Regions from separate parts of the Homo sapiens genome. Here region 2 is linked to region 1. Evidence: chromatin loops called from intact Hi-C (ENCODE). Cell type or tissue: Calu3. All regions are shown on one strand.

Evidence for each region. A loop is a pair of places that touch in the nucleus more often than their neighbours do. Peaks named below come from ENCODE experiments on the same cell type or tissue, not always from the same donor. Only the 100,000 strongest peaks of a DNase experiment are listed, where the experiment ranks them.
Region 2: a loop joins it to region 1, with 2.2 times the contacts of the local background. A loop is called at or near these places in 1 of 110 quality-filtered maps.

Annotation. Positions count from the first base shown.
Region 1 is chr14:91,648,567-91,652,566 of GRCh38, reverse strand. All of the region lies in intron 15 of CATSPERB (catsper channel auxiliary subunit beta), which reads left to right. Among named protein-coding and RNA genes, the nearest start is that of CATSPERB, 82 kb to the left of the region's middle. In Calu3, a CTCF peak has its summit at 2,398; a DNase peak (open chromatin) is centred at 2,466.
Region 2 is chr14:91,753,338-91,757,337 of GRCh38, reverse strand. No RefSeq gene overlaps it. Among named protein-coding and RNA genes, the nearest start is that of CATSPERB, 23 kb to the right of the region's middle. In Calu3, no CTCF peak of the experiment used is centred here; DNase peaks (open chromatin) are centred at 1,607 and 2,317.

The sequences.
Region 1 (4,000 bases):
CCCGAGTAGCTGGGATTACAGATACCCGCCACCATGCCCAGCTAATTTTTTTTTTTTTTTTTGTATTGTTAGTAGAGACAGGGTTTCACCTTGTTGGCCAGGCTGGTCTCAAACTCCTGACCTCAAATGATCTGCCCATGTAGGCCTCCCAAAATGTTGGGATTACAGGCATGAGCCACTGTGCCCAGCCTAATGGTATTTCACTGAAGATTTAGTTTGCATGAGTAATAATGTTAAGTATATTTTCATGTGTTCATTTTTATATCCTTTTTTGTAAATTCTTTTCAAGTCTTTTTTGAATGAAGTTTTGATTTGAGTTACTTTTCTTACTGATTTCTATAAGATTTTAATGTATTACGGATATGATTTTTTGTTAGAAATATGTCTTGGAAATATCTTCTTGTAATTAGTGGCTTGTCTTATTTATCTTCTTCATGGTATCTTTTGAACAAAAATTATTAATTTTTGAAAGCTCAATTGACCAATCTTTCCTTTTATGGTTAGCACTTTTTACTTCTTGTATTCTATTTAAGAATTCTTTGCCTATCCCAAAGCTATGAAGATATTCTCCTGTTTTCTGGAAATTGGTTGTTTTAGATTTTATATACAGATCAAAGTAAAATCTCTAATTTTGTATATGTCATGAAGTGAGGTTCATTTTTTTCCCTGTATGACTACCAGAGCCTCTACTCTGGCCTTGAATTGAATATTCATCCCAAGCTTTTCTTTCTGCTTTTGTAAGCTCTCCAATATATCCATAGAAGTCATGCCACCCCACAATCTTTGTAAAAATTATGGTTGTCACTGTAATCAACTGCAGCTACTCCAATGGACCACCTCAAGTCTTGCCCTCCACAGACACTGCATCCCACACTCGCCACAGAGATAATTTGAGTAATTGTGAAGCCCTTGCTTGCTATGGTTTGCCAGGCATAAGTGGTCATCTGTTCACTCATTAAGTGTGTAAGCAACTCAGTCCCAGAATCCCACCACTATATTCTATGCCTTAGGGACACTGTAGGTAAAAACACTATATCAGTTTTGGACCATGCAGGAAACGTAATTCCTCTCAGGTGTTTTACCTGAAGAAGCTTTACAAGGGGACTATTTGCAGAGGGCAGACATAGTTAAAGGGAGCAACAGTGATAGTAAAATATCCAGAGACTAGCAATGGAAGAAAGATGTTACAGTCTCTTTGCTTAGAGGGGGGATAAGATAGATAGATGGCATTACTAAAGCCCAGTCAAAGCTGGAATGGAGTAGGGACCACCCTTTAAGAGGTGTAATCTAGGAAGCTCACAGCCACCACAAAACCACACCACCAAAGCAAGAAGAAAGAGGATGAAAACTACCTTAACTTCTGTCTCCTTCTCCTTTCTTAACTCCTGCTGCTGCATTTCATTTGCCAAGCCCAATCAGGAGTCAACTGGAAACAGCACAAAGATTGCAATTCATAGAAATCAGTCTTCCATTGCACCAAACAGGAAAGAGAAAGTCTGAGAGTGGATCTGGAGGAATGGCCAAATAGAGAATAAACAGCACATATTGTGAAATAAAAACCAAAATAGACCTAGCAAGATAATGTTGGAAACAGTAAAAATAACACCTAAGAAAACTAAATTGTCAATAAAAATTATAGAATATTAAAAATTATAAATATAAACTATAGAAACATACCCAGATGTAAAATGAACAAATAAGTGGAGAAAATCTAAAATAATAAATATAGATGCTAAAGATTCAGGAACTGCAAAATTGTAGGGATTTCTAGTGATGAACAAAAATTGTGGCTGTATGTTTCTCTCTTTTATCTACAGTTTCTGGCATAGTATAGCCCTCTGATAGAAATGGGTGGGTGGATGGATGGATGGATGGATAAATACAAAAAACAGAAAGAACAGAGGAAACCAAAATCAATAATGACATTAATTTTTTTAACTAAAAGCAAAACAAACCAACACTAAAAGCAGAAACACTCTTCGAAATGGGAAATGTAAGTCAATTTTAAAGAAACAAAAATCAAGCCAGCCTTGGATTCTTCTGCTGCAACAATGCCTGTTGCATATTCTAATATAGAACCTCCAAAAAAATTAGTTTCACCTAAGAATTTGGAACCAACTCAACTCATTATTCATATTCGTATTCATTTTCTAAAAGAAAAACATAGAATTCTTCTACAACAAATTATGGTGATTCCTTCCGTGACACTGGTTTTACTGATAAACATATGTCCTATTGCTTTATTTTCTTCTCTGCACACACAATAACTTTGTTTGAAAGCATTTTAAGCAGCAATAAAACTCAACATGTATTGCACCAATGATCTAGGAAGCTCAGTTAAAGTGATGACACTTTATAAAAGTTATAAATAACTGATTTATAAATATTTATAAAGTTATAAATAACTGAGACAAAGTACATGCATGGGTAGGCAATTGACCACTATGGTTTCAGTGCCCTCTGGCTGACAATGATTGTAAGACACATCAATTATAAGACGTGTCTCAATTCCCAAGCTGTTAACATGTGAAACATGCATTTCTTGCCATATTTATCCACAAAATATGGCATATTGAACCTTAGCAATTACAACAGCAAAGTTTTGCTACTGAAAAGCTCACGGGAGCATAAGAAAAAGCCTGACTACATGTGATTCAGAGGAAATAATTATAAATATTATTGACACAAAAAATAAAAACACAGTGAGAGTCTCTCAGAACCACATGATAAAATAATCAAGAATTTAAAAGACAAGAGGAATAACAAAAAGTTAAAACTAAAAAGCCAAGGTTTTGCCATCCCTAAAAGGCAATCCAAAATACTATCTCTTTATCTGAGTATAACTTTACATGGAGTTAGGAATTTTTTTGGAATCCTTTATTGTGATCATTCATGGAATTTTTTTAAATGTGCATGCTGGCGGGCGTCTGTAATCCCAGCTACTTGGGAGGCTGAGGCAGGAGAATCGCTTGAACCCAGGAGGTGGAGGTTACAGTGAGCCAAGTTCGTGCCACTGCACTCCAGCCTGGGTGACAGGCAAAACTCTGTCTCAAAAAAAAAAAAAAGTGTGTACAATACAAGTCTTAAAAAGCAAAAGAAGGCTAGATGTGGTGGCTCATGCTTGTAATTCCAGAACTTTGGGAGGCCAAGGCGGGAGCATCACTTGAGCGCAGGAGTTCAAGACCAGCCGGGGCAACAATCTCTACACACACACACACACACACACACACACACATATATGTATACATTTAAGTTTGTGTATATGTATTAAAGCAAAGGAAACAGAATAACCCATAAAAATAGACATGAAAGAGAGAAAAGACATAGCAGAAAATGTACAAAGCATAAAATAGAATAACCAAAAGTAGAGCTGGTCTACAGTTATCACCATAAATGTTCATTTATTCAGCAGCATTTATTGAGTACCTCGTATATGCCAGGTACTGTTCCAATCACTAAGGGTACAGCAGTCTCTTTTCCTGTGGAACTTACACACTTGTCAGAAGACACTGATAATTAACAAATAAACCAAAATAGGCTGTATGTAAGATAAATGCTACACAGGAAAAAAAAAAAAAGCAAGATAGGTGAATGGGAAGTGCCAGGTGAAGTGTGTGTTGCGTTGTGTGGTGTAGCATGTATTGTGGTCTGGGTGAGCGGCCTTGAAGCAGATGAGGGAATGAGCAGATATCCGAGGTAATCTACATTTCTCCATTAAAGACAGAGTCTTATTTTGGATTTTAAAATCTTGAAATATATTGCCAGGAGTGAAAAACTTAAAGCTAAAGTGGAGAGAAAAAAATATAAATAAAGATTTGAACAAGTATGTGAAACACACTGGGAGAGAAAGCAGAGGCAGTAATGTTCATATTCACACAGAGCAGGAATTTTAGGCTGAAAGTATTCAATAAACAAAGTTCTTTCTGTGATAAAATATAAATAGTACAAATATATCATATTGAGTCAATGCTCTAAAAGAATACAAGATATGTAAATATAC
Region 2 (4,000 bases), 100 kb before region 1:
AATAAATGACTTACATAGATTTATAAGGTAATTAATGACAGAGCTGAGTCAAGGATTCATGTTTCTTGATGCCTAGTTTAGTAGTCTTTGATGCAACAGACATCAAGTACATATTATATCTAGAAGTAATGTATTAAAGATAATCTTTTGGCTTAAATCATTTTAGAATGTGTAACATCCTTGTAATACAAGTCATTACCCATTTCAACTAGAGAAGAAGATATATAGAAATATCAAATGTTAACAAGGTAATAGGCCATTGCTTTTGTGTAATTCAAAATTTGATAATGATTTTGTTCTTTGCCCTAGTTATTGATAAAATTCTTAAAGTGAACATTGCCCTACTGCCTATTTCTAGGTGCTGTTCCCTTTAATAAGTATATTTTGAACATCATTTGTTTAACCCTGTTTTAACCAATTAGAAATCTATCTACTTGAATTATGTTCATTCTCTTCCCTATGTATTCTTTTTGAGTAACAAAATGAGATTATTTTAATATGACTAGAAAGGAAATATATCTTAATATGAGGGTGTACAAACTTTTGTTGTCTTAAATAAAGATTGACATGTCAAATCTGTAAAGAATAAAAGTAGACCTCATTTTTAGGTTTATTATTTTTTAAATACCACAAATGACAGTAAAGTTGCCTTCATTTAAATTGGTACCTTCAGTTACCCACCACCCCCAACCACTTCAATAGTTAAATGCATCTTACTTAAACATATTGGAAAATTTGGAGTAGAATCTTAATTAATGTTAATTTCATGTCTTTGATGATATACAATGTCCCTGCAAGATTAAAACATGATAATGGGAGTAACAAAAAATCACTGTTATTTAGTTTTTTAAATTTTGCATTTAGTGACTTTGAACAGTACAAATCAACTTAAAATGTATGCTTTGCTACTGACTATAACACTGACAATTGTATCATCAAGAGCAAATACTCAGCTTTGAGACCTTGGATCTAAAAAGCTAAAACTCTGCATTTCTGTTAAACATGTATTGATCTGGCAGTTGACAGCAGGTTGTCAAAGTGCCTTATGGTGGAAGTTGTAATAGATGATATCTACGTCCTCCTCTAATGAGTGAGTCTACCAAAGACCATGGAGAGGAAAATGTGCCTCTTATTGCCTGACTCCTGATGAATAAGACTTCAGTGAAGTGCAGAAAACAGGCCTCTGCTAGGTCTATCCATGACAGGCAAGTTACCCAAATGAAAACCTTGGGCTCTGTCTCAGCTGTCACCCTAACTTTCAAGTGACAGCAGCTAGCCTTTCAAAGTTCTAAGCACCTTTGAAGAGTTTCTGATAACACATTTAAAAGTATTATCACAGATGAAAGAGAATTCATTATGTCAGACCTACCTCAAAAGTTTTAAGTTTGTTCTTAAGTCCTTTCAGAGAAATTAACAATCCAGGAATAAATCTTTTAATTTACCCTACCTATTGTGGTTACTAGTACAAGGCACCTTTCTGATAATGAAACAGAAATCCTTTCATTCCTGGAATTTCCTGTTGGGAGTGTAGAGTTTTCTGAGCAATATGTAACGTTGGTTAGTTACGCAATATGTTGGATTTTACTGCCAGCTTTGTTTAAAAAGGGTGTGAGAGGCTTTGACCAACAGGAATGTGAAGTCAAAGTTAAGTATGGCATCATCTTACCACCTGTCACATGAATAAACCCGGATTCATAAGCAAATATGTTATACATTTAAGTGTTTTTATTAACTCAGATAAGCTAACTATAAAATAGTTTTATCTTTACCTGTATATAATTTGGAGAAACTATCTTTTTCCCTCCAGGAAAATGTTAGTGGAGAAAAATTGGTCCCCAAAGTTGCATACAAAAGTTATTAAACATGTGAGGGAGGTTGTCTTCAGTGATTGCAGGGGAGATGGATGGATCTGGAGATATGCTCATAATATATTTAAATCCCAGTACATGGGTGAGAGTCAAGTCTTCAGCACTATGGCAAACCTGCTAAGATTCAGGCCCCTGCTCTCTCCTCTGTCTCTAGCTACTTGGATAGGTGCTTAGTTCTCCCACATAACATTTCAAGATCTGTTTAGAATAACCCCTCCCAATCTTATGCAGAAAAGCATCCATATGCTGTTTTTAAGGATATAGAGACTATGTTGTAGTCTCCTTCAATAATACATTACCTATTTTTAATAACTTTAAGCCTCAGAAATTTCTTAGGTTAATATCTAATCTAATTTTCTCTGTAAGGCAGTTCTCAACCTTAGCACTATTGACATTCTGGGCTGGATAATCCTTTGCTGGTGGGGAGCAGGGGGGACTTGCCTGTGCATTATGAGATAGATGTTTGGCAGCATGCCTGGGCTCTACTCACTAGATGCCAGTAGCACCCTGCTCCCGGTTATGATTGCCAAAAATGTCTCCAAACATTGTCACATGTTCCATAGGGGTCAAAATTGCCCCTGTTTGAGAACCACTGCTCTAAGACAGCATAGAATGTTAGATAACTGTCCAGTTTTTATTTTCTCTTTTCCACTTGGCTGTGATTTACTTGAGATCTCACTTAAGAGGTGAGACTGGAACCTGGGTTTCCTAACTTCACTGTTAGTTTTTTTCCTAACACACCATGCTTTCTTGGTTTAAGATGCTCTGATACCCTACTTATGGGCTTGTCCAGCTATGAGTTCTGTTACAGTATAGCTAACCATTTAGTAACCTACTCCACATTATGCACATAAAATCTGTAGTTCTCCTTAATATCCACTTGTACATATTGTTTTGGCTTGTTTCTCCCAGAAGCAATCCTGAAATGGGAATTTGTGTAAAAGCGGCTTATTAGGAGGTGTTCTCAGGAAAAATTGGTAGAGGAGTGGGGAAGTGGCCAGGGAAGAGAAGGAAACAAAACAATGGTACAATGTCAGGCAAACTTCCAAGCAAGTAATTTTAGCTCAGTCCCCCTGGAGAGCCCTGGAGACAGTGTAGATCATATCTCAGAACTGTTCCAATCAGGTACAAGAGAAAAAAACTACAGTGTGCATACTTCCCTGCCCATCAGTCATTGTTTGAGGTGGAGTTTCTTAGCCTTGATACTATTGACATTTTGGGGGTAATTCTTTGGTTTTTTTTGTTTTTGTTTTTGTTTTTGTTTTTGTTTTTTGTCTTGGGAGTCTGTCCTGCGCATTGTAGGCTGTCTGGCTACAATCTCTGGCTTCTATGTGTTAGATGCCAGTAGCCTCCCAGCCACCTTTCCCGGCCCGGTTATGACAACCAAAAGTATCTCTAGACACTTTGACTCCTGGAGCTCAAAGTCACGTCCTCATTCAGAACCACTGGTTTAAGTGTCCCTGGGGAGATGTAAATTTCCAGGAAATTTACTCAGGCAAAATGGTCTTTGGCAGCTTAAGAGCAGCCCTCTGACTGACACTGGCATTGGCTGTGGGGGTGAAAGCACACCAGGAGCCATGTGCGTGAAAAGGTTAATGAATTCCAGTAGCTATGGTTGGAGTGCTGATATCATGTGCTACCTGTATATTGACTTATTAAATTTCTCCTTTTCAGCCATGTGAGCATATTTGATATAAAGGCACAGTTTTCTTTGAAGGGCTTTTGGTGGACTGAGTCAACCCAGTGTGCCACATGTTATAGTCAGTGCCACTAGAGCAGTATCTGACTCATCCTACTGTTGCCATTATACACCATAAATACCTCTCCACTGAGGCTAATTTTAAGCTCTGTGGAATTAGTTTGATCAGAAACCTGAATCAAGAAAGAATTTCATAAGTTGGAACCATTCCTGCTAGACTAGACTTACTGATTTTTGTTTCACTCTAATGACAGAAAATCAATGTGTTTTGGCTGTGTTTTTCTAATCTTGAATCTATTTTTGTTGTACCTGCTGTGCCCAATTTACCATTCATTCATTCAAAAAGTGTTTACTGAGTGCCTAATATGTGCCCAGCGCTTTGCTTGGTAATAGGAATACAATAGGAGACAAAAGAGAGATGGTTGCTGTATTA